Linked DNA regions of Homo sapiens: region 1 is linked to region 2. Evidence: chromatin loops called from intact Hi-C (ENCODE). Cell type or tissue: mammary epithelial cell. All regions are shown on one strand. Region 1 has its middle 25 kb from the start of LINC00381. Region 2 has its middle 2.5 kb from the start of KLF12.

Region 1 (5,000 bases), 310 kb before region 2:
GCACTTCTACACATTGATTGTCCCAGCACTATTTGAATGTGTACTTATTTCTTTATTAAATTTCTCCTAAATACCACCTATAGAGCCACGATCAAATATTATCAGTTATGTAATATTCCAATTATCCACTTAGGTTAATTAATTCCAGCCATTTTCCTAAGTGAAGTGACCCAGAAAGAGAAAGTCAAAAGGCACATGCTCCCACTTATAAGTGGGAGCTAAACAATGTGTACACATAGACATACAGAGTGGAATAAAAGACATTGGAGGGGCCAGGCACAGTGGCTCACACCTGTAATCCCAGCACTTGGGGAGGCCAAGGCAGGCACATCACCTGAGGTCAGGAATTTGAGACCAACCTGGCCAACATGGTAAAATCCTGTCTCTACTAAAAATACAAAATTAGCCTGGCGTGGTGGTGCATGCCTGTAGTCCCAGCTACTTGGGAGACTGAGGCAGGAGAATCATTTGAACCTGGGAGGCAGAGGTTGCAGTGAGCCAAGATCACACTGCTGCACTCCAGCGTGGGCAACAGAGCAAGAATCTGTCTCCAAAAAAAGAGAGAGATAGAGAGAGAGACATTGGAGACTCCAAAATATAGTAGAGTTGCAGGGGTACAGGGGTAAGTGTTGAAAGACTTCTTATGGATACAATGCACACTATTCAGGTGGTGGGTACACTAAAAGTTCAGATTTCAGCACTATGCAATACACCATGTAACACAACAACATTTGTAACCCTAAATCTATAAAAATAAAAAACTAACTTCTAGGGCAATAAAATACTTTCTTTCCTGCAAATACAGTAATGTTTGCATATTAAGACCCTTCAGGTAGCAAGCACAAATTTGCCCTCAGAAAACCTCAACTGATAGAGTTTTATTATAAGGGGTGCACAAAGAAGTAAAAGAGATTGGAAACAGCTGCATAGCCAGGCTTCCAAGAGTATAGAATAAGTTTCAGCATCCTTCCACATTAACAAAGTTGGGCATAGTGGAGAAGAGAAATGCCATTCACTTTATAACATGGCCGTAAAGACTTCCTTTATGCATTACTCAGCATGGTTATCCAGCTACTCTCCGTTGCACCTTCCTGCTGTTGTTCTGGCTGCTCCTGATGAAATATTCTCTACTCTGCAATCTGCCACACAATTCTTCCTTGTTCGTAACATCTGCTACCTCATAATTTCTACTGGATTATTCCTTCTTCTTGCTACCTTCTCTTGTGCATCACCCATGTGATTGTGTCCCTCTCCGTGTATTTTATACTTAAAATCCCCTAAAAGAGAAGATCTTATCAGATTTGCTACTTAATTTTTGAGCCCAGCTCTCACGGTAGGCTCCCTCATTAGGGCCATGGACTATTCTGTAAATGGTTGGGTTTTAGTTGACAGTCATTTTAGGTCTAGTTCAAGGATGTCACTATTTGTGATTCAAATGGAACAAGGCATAGAGTTTTGTAAAAATGAGACAGTGAACATGGAAAGTTCTCTGTGGGAACTTAAAAAAGGCCTATAAGCACATTGAAGCATTGATCTATTTGACTTTTATTAGATTTTGTACCTCCTTGAATCTATTAAAAAATAGCTTTAAGTTTTTCATGCGTAAAGTTGGTTCTATTATTGGGCTCATCAGTGGGAAATGAAACCACCATGTAGGATCTGGATCACCATTAATCATCACTAAGCAAAGCAAAGGAAACTGGCTTAAGGAGCCATAGAGCATTTCCTGCTGCACCCATTTGCACTGTGTGCTAACCAGCTCAGCTAACCAACCCACTGGTTATAACACATAAACACACCCTTGTGCCCAAACACAGCCATCACTAGCAAAGTGCATCTGTGATGAATGAGATTCAATCAGCCTTCTGGCCTTCCAGGCTCAAGATAACATTTCTGCTATTGATAGTATCAATTTATAATTTAATTTCAGGTCCTAGCTCTTAAGAAATAAGGCTGTTTGTAGAGCTAAAATCTAATCCAGTTGAGGGTATTAGACAGAGTTCCATAAATTTCAATGACCACAAGATAGTCTGATCTTTTTAAAACTCAGCTAGAATGCATTTTATAAACCTGAATTTCTGAAATGAGTAATAATGAAAACAGTGATGTCAAATTTAATATTTGCTTATCCATTTACCCAGATGCATGAACTCACTGATCAGTCCGAATGTACTCTTTTTAAGAAAAGAAAAAAGAAATCCACCTGTAAGCTTTACAAAACGCAGGAAAAACATGGCTTCCTCTTAGGGTATTCAGTGAAAATTGATGCCATATCAATATGAGTTTATTGTTTGCTATTTATTTAAGAAAACAATACACGCTTATTGTGAAAGTTGCAAACAATAGAGAATGATAAACAGAAGTCGTTATTCATTGTTTCATTTATGGTTTCTTTTATGAGAGTCTGCCTTCTATATCTTTATTTAAGATGATCTGCGGCTGTACGCCCTGCCACCTTCAGCTCTCCTTGACTGTGGATGCCCCTGCTGCTCCCTGATTGATGTAGGCTTAGAGTAAGTTATCAGCCAGCTCCTGACCCATCCAAGGAGGATAATTTTATTGCATGTCTGTTTAGCCTCTGTCTGGTGCTCTCTTGAAGGCATCAATTCTCTCAGGTGAGAACCACAAATAAAATTTAAGAAATTCTCCCTCAGGCTAAGAGGTTAGGAATCATGCCAAAATTTCTCTGAATGGAGTCACTCTCTGCATAATCTCCCCGGCTCGGACCACCTCTCACAACTGTGTGCTGCTCTTTGATTAGAGGAGAATTAAAGACAATGTGGAGTCACTCAGGGGTTTGATTGGCCGTCGTTTTCTTTTCTGTTCCAGTTATCGTTTTGTTGGATTATCATAAGCGGATCTCTTGCTCCTCTCTTTCTTTTGCCATTTTTGCACATGTGGTTCCTACATAGGAAACCTATGAAATGACAAGCAACCATAAACAATAAGCATTGCCTCTGTCCTTCTTTTTACTGCACCACACCCTCCTCCTCTCCTAACAAAGAAATTTTGCAAAACTGCCTTTCTCTTCCTAGTGTAATGCAAAATCATTACATAAAAATTATAGGGTATTTTAGCCAATTTCTTCACTATACTGTGAGTTCTTCAAAGCAGTTAACCTGGGTTGCTGCCTGCATGCTTCTCTGTATTCCAAGCTTCTTCCTCCAAAGTACAAACAGGAGTGAATCAGCTCACGAAAATGGTCATAGCTGTGGAATTTAGCTCTTGGCATTTAGCCTCCCCTCTTTCTTCTCAGGCCAAGTTTCAACTATATTAATCCTAATGCATTGTAATCTGAAATAATACAAATGGAAGTTCCTTATAAAATAGATTTCTTCTCTGCAAAACAGGACAAAAAAATTATTCACCCTTTAAATGTAAACACTTTAAATGTAAACCATGAGTATGAAAAATAATCATTGTTAATTTTAAAAAACAGTGTCCTGACCAAAAAAAAAAACACCACATTTTTGCTAATCCCAAATTTTGGCTATATTTTTAAAATGCAGATTGAGTTTTGCCAGATTGCCAAATACTTTATGGAATATCGTTGGGCTGACATCCATAAAAATTGGCATCTAGTCCTGGTTTTACCCCTATCTCATTGTGAGAGTTTGAGCAATTTATTCCCCCTCTTTTCCTATTCCATTAAATGAGAAGATTTGTTAAAGAGATTGTTAAAATCCTTCTCTTTCTTCATAACTCATAGGCATCAGGATAGAACACTCACCTCCCTCCTCCCATGTTTTCATATGGAAGAATTTCCAGAAAGGGTCACTTGAGGCCTCTCACTCACATCTCCTCTGACTGATGAGTTTCCAGGGGTGTCCAATCTTTTGGCTTCCTTGGGGCACACTGGAAGAAGAATCGTCTTAGGCCACACATAAAATACACTAACATTAGTAATAGCTCTTGAGCAAAAAAAAAAAAAAAAATCGAAAAATATCCCATAATGTTTTAAGAAAGTTTACAAATTTGAGTTGGGCTGCATTCAAAACCTGAGCCACATGCGGCCCACAAGCCGAGGGTTGGATAAGCTTGTTCTACAAGCTCATTCCTGTTTGGACATGAGCTTGATCCCCAGAAGCACACTTACTCTATTCCTCTGTGCCTTACGTTTTCTGCTGGAAAAACTGATGGTTTTCTAGTTCAGACTATGACTGGGTAAGTAAATTGAATTCTGGAGTAAAGCATGAGCATATTGCAAGTTATATTCTTCAGAGAACTTTATAAAGTGGGTAATTTGATGCTCATTTGCCCAACTTCTGTGATTCTCTCTCCATTGGTTCTAAACCTGAAGGGATAGGAAATAACTATTATATATTAAGCCCACTAAAATATCCTAATTAGAGGAGCAAGGGTTTGATGAGAACAACTAGAATTGGGAAAGGAAGGAAAGATGGAAGGAAGGAAGGAAGGAAGGAAAGAAGGAAGGATGGATTGGAGAAAAATTTATGTATATTTGTTGAATGAGTGAATAAACTGATGAACAAACAAATTATGTGTGTTATTTCATAGCAGAACAATTTTACATAGCACTGATTTAAATGAAGCAATCTAAGAAAAACAAAGTAGGAGGCATCACACTTCATTTAAAATTATATTATAAAGCTATAATAAGCAAAACAGTATGATGCTGGCATGAAAACAGATGCATAGAAGATAGAAAGCCAAGAAATAAATCCAAGCATATACAGTCAATGGATTTTTAACAAGGTCACCAAAAGGACACAACATAGAAAGGAGAGTTTCTTCAACAAATGGTTCTGGGAAAACTAGATTTCTACATACAAACAATGAGATTGGACCCTTACACCATACTCAAAAATCAATTCAAAATGGATTAAAGACCTGCATGGTAGACCAGAAACTATATAACTCCTAGAAGAGAACATAGAGAAATAGCTTCTGAACATTGGCCTTGGCAATAATTTTTCTTTTGATATTACACTCAGGCCACAAATACAAAAGTAAACAAATGGTCCCATGTCAAACAACAA
Region 2 (5,000 bases):
TATGTTTATATATTATAGTTGTTTCATTGATTCAAGAAGCATTCATTAATCACCTACTATGTGCAAAACAGTGTGAGGGTAAAAGAAAGGCTAAATAGGTGATTAAAGTACAGCTCTTGTTCTGAGAGGGGTTACATGTAATAGGTGAGCCAACAATACTTCATGGAAGTAGAAAGGTGTGAGAACCTGAAGAATAAATGAGGGAATCAACATTTATTGGATGCTTACTTGGGCCAGTATATCTCCCATTGGCGCAGGTAAGCATCTAATAAATCTTAATCTTTCAATGTGGGGAAAATGTTATTTAAGTAGGTGGAAAAATAGAGAATCAGAAAGAAGATGAAAGCCCAGCTAGTCAGCAGCTGAAGCACTCTTTCCATTATACCACAAGAAGCTCCAAGAAGGGAAAGATAACTTTTTGGTGAGAGGATGGATATGTATACATGTATGTGGGGTATGCAGGAATCGTTTTTAGAGGATTCCAGAGAAGACAGAGGAAGATCATCGCAAGGTGTGTGCCCAGGCTGGAGGGGAAAGTATGAGGTATGAATATGGAAGTGGGGCCTTTATGTGTCACAGTATTTTGTTGTAACTAATTTGTGCCAACTTGGCTTTGTAAAGACAGATATGTTATAATTAGTGCATGTGAGGGAAAGGGGGCTAGATGCAGAGCTCAGAGCTGGGAAGCAGACATGATAGTGGAGGTGAGTCTGGAAAAGGCCTGCATGAAAGTGACTGGAGGAAGGTGGAAAAGAAGACACATCTGAAGATGTGATGAAGATATTTAAACTAGAAGGACCGAAAACTGTATTGATTGCAATAAAACAAAGTTACGAAATGGCATTTTCCCCCTAATTTGCAGACAGCTCATCCCCCAAATCAAAACATGTTGTTTACCAAGTAATCACATAATATCACCAGCTGTTTGCAGTTATAGGAAGGCTTTTACATGTCTTTCTCACTTTCTCATACTTGAACAGGAAAATTCCCCTTTGCTGCACATTATTGCCAAGATATGACATATGAAAAATAGAGGCTTGAAAACCTAACAGTACATGTTCACTTTCGGCCTTAGGAAAAAAATCAAGATTGTATTTTAAAATTTGTTCAGAGTTCTGGAAATCAGCTTTATTTTCCTTTCTAGTTAATTCTAATCTTTCAACATAGCTTTTACCTCTAAAAGGGACTTCATTCCTACCCTATTCCTTGAAATCGTATTAGTGCTAAATCATCTATGGTTTCACTAATCCAAAGCCTTACAATCTCTAAATGTACACAGATATTGAACAGAGTTTTTACCTTAGATAAATCTGGGTGAGGTATAAGTAATGCTCTTAATACTGTAAAAGATTTTTCTGGCCGGGCGCGGTGGCTCCCGCCTGTAATCCCGGCACTTTGGGAGGCCCAGGCGGTCACCTGAGGTCGGGAGTTCAAGACCAGCCTGACCAACATGGAGAAACCCCATCTCTACTAAAAATACAAAAATTAGCCAGGCGTGGTGGCGCATGCCCGTAATCCTAGCTACTTGTGAGTCTGAGGCAGGAGAATCGCTTGAACGCGGGAGGCGGAGGTTGCAGTGAGCCGAAATCGCGCCGTTGCACTCCAGCCTGGGCAACAAGAGCGAAACTTCGTCTCAAAATAAATAAATAAATAAATAAAATAAAAAATAAAAAAAGATTTTTCTAACCACTAATTTTACAAAGACAGTATCACCACTGGTTGAGTATAAGAAGAGCTGGCAAAAAGTTTGTGGGCAGGTAACACTTACTTTTACATTAACATTATTTCTAATTGTAAATTTTCCTGTTGTTTGAATTAGATATTTTATCTGCTTTGAGGGTGTTTGGGTGTGGTTTTCTTTTCTGGACAATGTGTTAGGTAAAAGAAACTCAATGCATGCGTTATGTGTAAGAAATTAAGAATACCCAACTTTATCTTCTTTGTTCATAATTCATCCTTCTTTTGGTTATCTAAGACTAAGTAAATGAAGTTTTTATATATAGTTAGGGAAATGGGTTATCATTCTTTATCAAAATCATCTTGGTTTTAAACAGGATTGAAGCCACATAGTATTGGATTCGACAGATACTTTCAACCCCCAAATTCTATGACCGTACTTTCTCGCTACACATTCTTTTACATGGTCCTCTTGAATTAAGGATGAAATAAATTTGCCATCTTTACATTTTCTGACTTTTCACATCTCTGCAAACACAGAGGTAGAGAGGAAAAAGGTCTAAACATTAAAAATCCGCACCTTTGCCAAGGTAGTGTACTTTTCCCTATCTTCTTCCCTTCCGTCCACACCTTACTTTTCTTTAAATCTAAATTCTATATGGAGATAGAATTACATGAACTAGTTTGGAAACGCATGCGTGTGTACACACACACACTCCTCTAGTGATCTCCGTTATCATCCATGCTTTGTATTATTTCAAATGTTTTTGCTCTTTTACACGCACCCCAAGTCCACACAATGAAGTGATTCTCTCTTCTAAACCTGTTTTTCTCTTTTCTCCTTTTCCTTTTCATAGCTAGGAAGTTGCCTTAAGATTTCTACTCCATATCTGTCAACAATTTTTAAAATCTGCATCTTTTCCCCCCAATGCTTGATGTACTTTTTTTTTTTTTTAACCACACAGGGTATCCAGACTCTAGATACTAACCTTGACCTACCCCTAGTTTCCTTATCCCTCTGGAATGGATTCTTGTAGTTTGTTTTCTATCTTTCATCACTCTCCTAACAAGCCCGTGGCTTATGCCATAGGAAGGCAGTGCAGTTTGCTTTTCCACGTGCAGAAGCACTCGCTATAGAATATATTTATGGTCTATCCGCCACTCAGCTCACTCGAGAAAGAGCTGTTAGTACAAGAACTGCCACGATGACATAATTTCTTACAGCATCCTTCCACCCTTACAGTGAAACTCCCTTCCTTCACTCCCTGCCCCACCTAGAGGGAAACTTCACAGTGATTCTAGTAGAGGCAAGTTTCTCGTTGAAATCCTGCGCAGTTGTTGATATTCTGCTGCTTTTCAAACTTGTGTTTTCACGTCGTTTCCATCCGGGTGTAGTGGAGTGTAAGGGGCTGTTTACCCTAGGCCCAGGATCGGATCAGGGAGTGGGAGTTGCGGCTGCATTCCCCGGAACAGAGACCGCACCGCAGCAACCACCAACCCCTCACCCCCGAGTCCCACTGGGTTCCCGACGCCCTCGCTGCGCCCGCGCCTTCCCGCTCCCGCCGCTGAGGCTACTTCACTCGAGCAGTGCTCCACAAATTTCAGACATTTCTTCCTCTTCGAAACCTCAAGACCAGGACAGACCCCTCCTCTGAATCCTGCTGCCTTCCTAAGACGCATCTTAGGCTGTGGGACCCCTCCTCTAGGTTGGACCACCCATCCCATTTTCCCCAGAACCTAGGAGTGGCAAGAGGCAGAGAACGCACCAGGCAGACGCCGCCTTTGTTGTCATTAGGAACGCACACCGCGCCTGAAGTGGCTGGAAACCGCCACACCGATGGGGAGCCCAGCTGGCCCTGGCTCACATTCGTGCCTTCGTTCTCATTTCCTGTTTCTCGGCCTCTCCCTTGTTTCTCTTCCCACCCCACTCCACGCCACAGTACAGCAAAGCTTTCTCTCTGCACACAAACTTCCCCTTCCCGGCCTTCCCACAGCCCTGGCGATTTCCCACGCGGGGCGGGCCGGGCCGGGGGCGCGGGGCAGGGGAATACTGTCGTGCCCGGAGCGCCGCGCTCACCTAGGATGGTGAGGAGGCGGGCCCACAGCCTCCCGCCTCCGTCCGCCGCGCGCCCCGCCCGCCCGGCCGCTTCCGCCCCGTCTGCTCCCCGCCCCCGCCGACCCTCCGGCTCGGCGCTGACCCCGCGCCCTCCGAGCCGCCGCGGGAACTGCAGGGCCGCCCGGCCGCCTCCTCCCTCTCCCGCCCCACAATCCCGCGGATCCGCTCCCCGGGGCGCGGAGGCGGGGAGGGAGGGGCTGCCGGGGAGAGCGTCAAGGACTCGGCTCCGGGCCGTCCGCTTCTTGGGGCTCCGCTCTGGGCGTGGGGCAGTGGAGCTGGACTCCCTTCCCCGCCGCCCCCGGGCCCCGCGGGGGTCTGCAGATCCCGCTTCCTCTGCCCCAGTCCTCCAAGTTTGCGTGCTTTCCCACAGAACTGGCGCAGGCAGGGGCCCCTTCGCTGGGGTGGCGAGGCCAGGCGCGCATCTCCGCCTCGCCCCCATTCATCCCGCCAAGGTGAAGCGCAGGGAAAAGGGGCGCCCCCGCTTCGCCCGCAACGTGCGTCGCTCCGGAACCCAAACAATGACTCCCCTGCCTGCCGCGCCCGGCCCTCCGCCCGCCCCACCGGCGCGCGGGGGGCACCGCCCGCGGGGCTGCCCCTGCCTGACCCCATTGTTGCCCGGCGCGGGCGATGCCCGGCGCCCAGGGGCGGTCCCCGCGAGCTGCCCCACAGTCCCGGCCGGCTCCGCCCACACCTTTCCAAGTTCGCTGGCGGGCGAGCCGCGGGGACGACCCGGGCGACAGCCCCCTCCCTCCACTGCGCGCCCCCACCCGGGCGGGTGCGGCGAGGGGTGGGGGCCCAAGCGGGCTGCACGCTTTTTGGGTCCCCGAATTCTCCTAAGCCTGTCTGGCGCGCTCTGACACAAAAGAGGAGACTTTCTCGCGGCTCGGCGCGAGTCCTTGCCCAGCGAGTTGCTCTCCAGGGGTCCCTCCCGCCGCAAGCCCCCGCGGGCCCCCTCGGCCGACGACTCCCCGAGCTCCCAGGGCCATGTGTGGGTTATTTGGGGTGCCGCAGCAAAGTGGTGCAGGTGAAAGGGAAGCGCTGCCGAGGCCCGGGGCCGGAGGGCGGGGGCAGGGGTGGGGCGGGGTGGGGCGGGGTGGAGGCGCCGCGGACCCAGCCCGGCGGTCCGGGCGGGGAGGCGAGGGCCGGGCAGTGGGTGTTGCCTTCTACCTCTGCGAGCGGGGAGGGGTTAGTTTCCCACAGGGGATTT

The links. Peaks named below come from ENCODE experiments on the same cell type or tissue, not always from the same donor. Only the 100,000 strongest peaks of a DNase experiment are listed, where the experiment ranks them.
Region 1: it touches region 2 in a loop (8-fold over the local background); 5 of 110 quality-filtered maps call a loop at or near these places.

The regions. Positions count from the first base shown.
Region 1 is chr13:74,442,015-74,447,014 of GRCh38, reverse strand. No RefSeq gene overlaps it. Among named protein-coding and RNA genes, the nearest start is that of LINC00381, 25 kb to the right of the region's middle. In mammary epithelial cell, no CTCF peak of the experiment used is centred here; DNase peaks (open chromatin) are centred at 1,734, 2,664, 3,194 and 4,054; H3K27ac peaks cover 2,771 bases.
Region 2 is chr13:74,134,413-74,139,412 of GRCh38, reverse strand. It overlaps a transcript of KLF12 not described here. Among named protein-coding and RNA genes, the nearest start is that of KLF12, 2.5 kb to the right of the region's middle. RefSeq lists a silencer at 3,513-5,000. In mammary epithelial cell, a CTCF peak has its summit at 2,962; DNase peaks (open chromatin) are centred at 2,952, 3,572, 3,922 and 4,972; H3K4me3 peaks cover 2,298 bases; H3K27ac peaks cover 2,228 bases.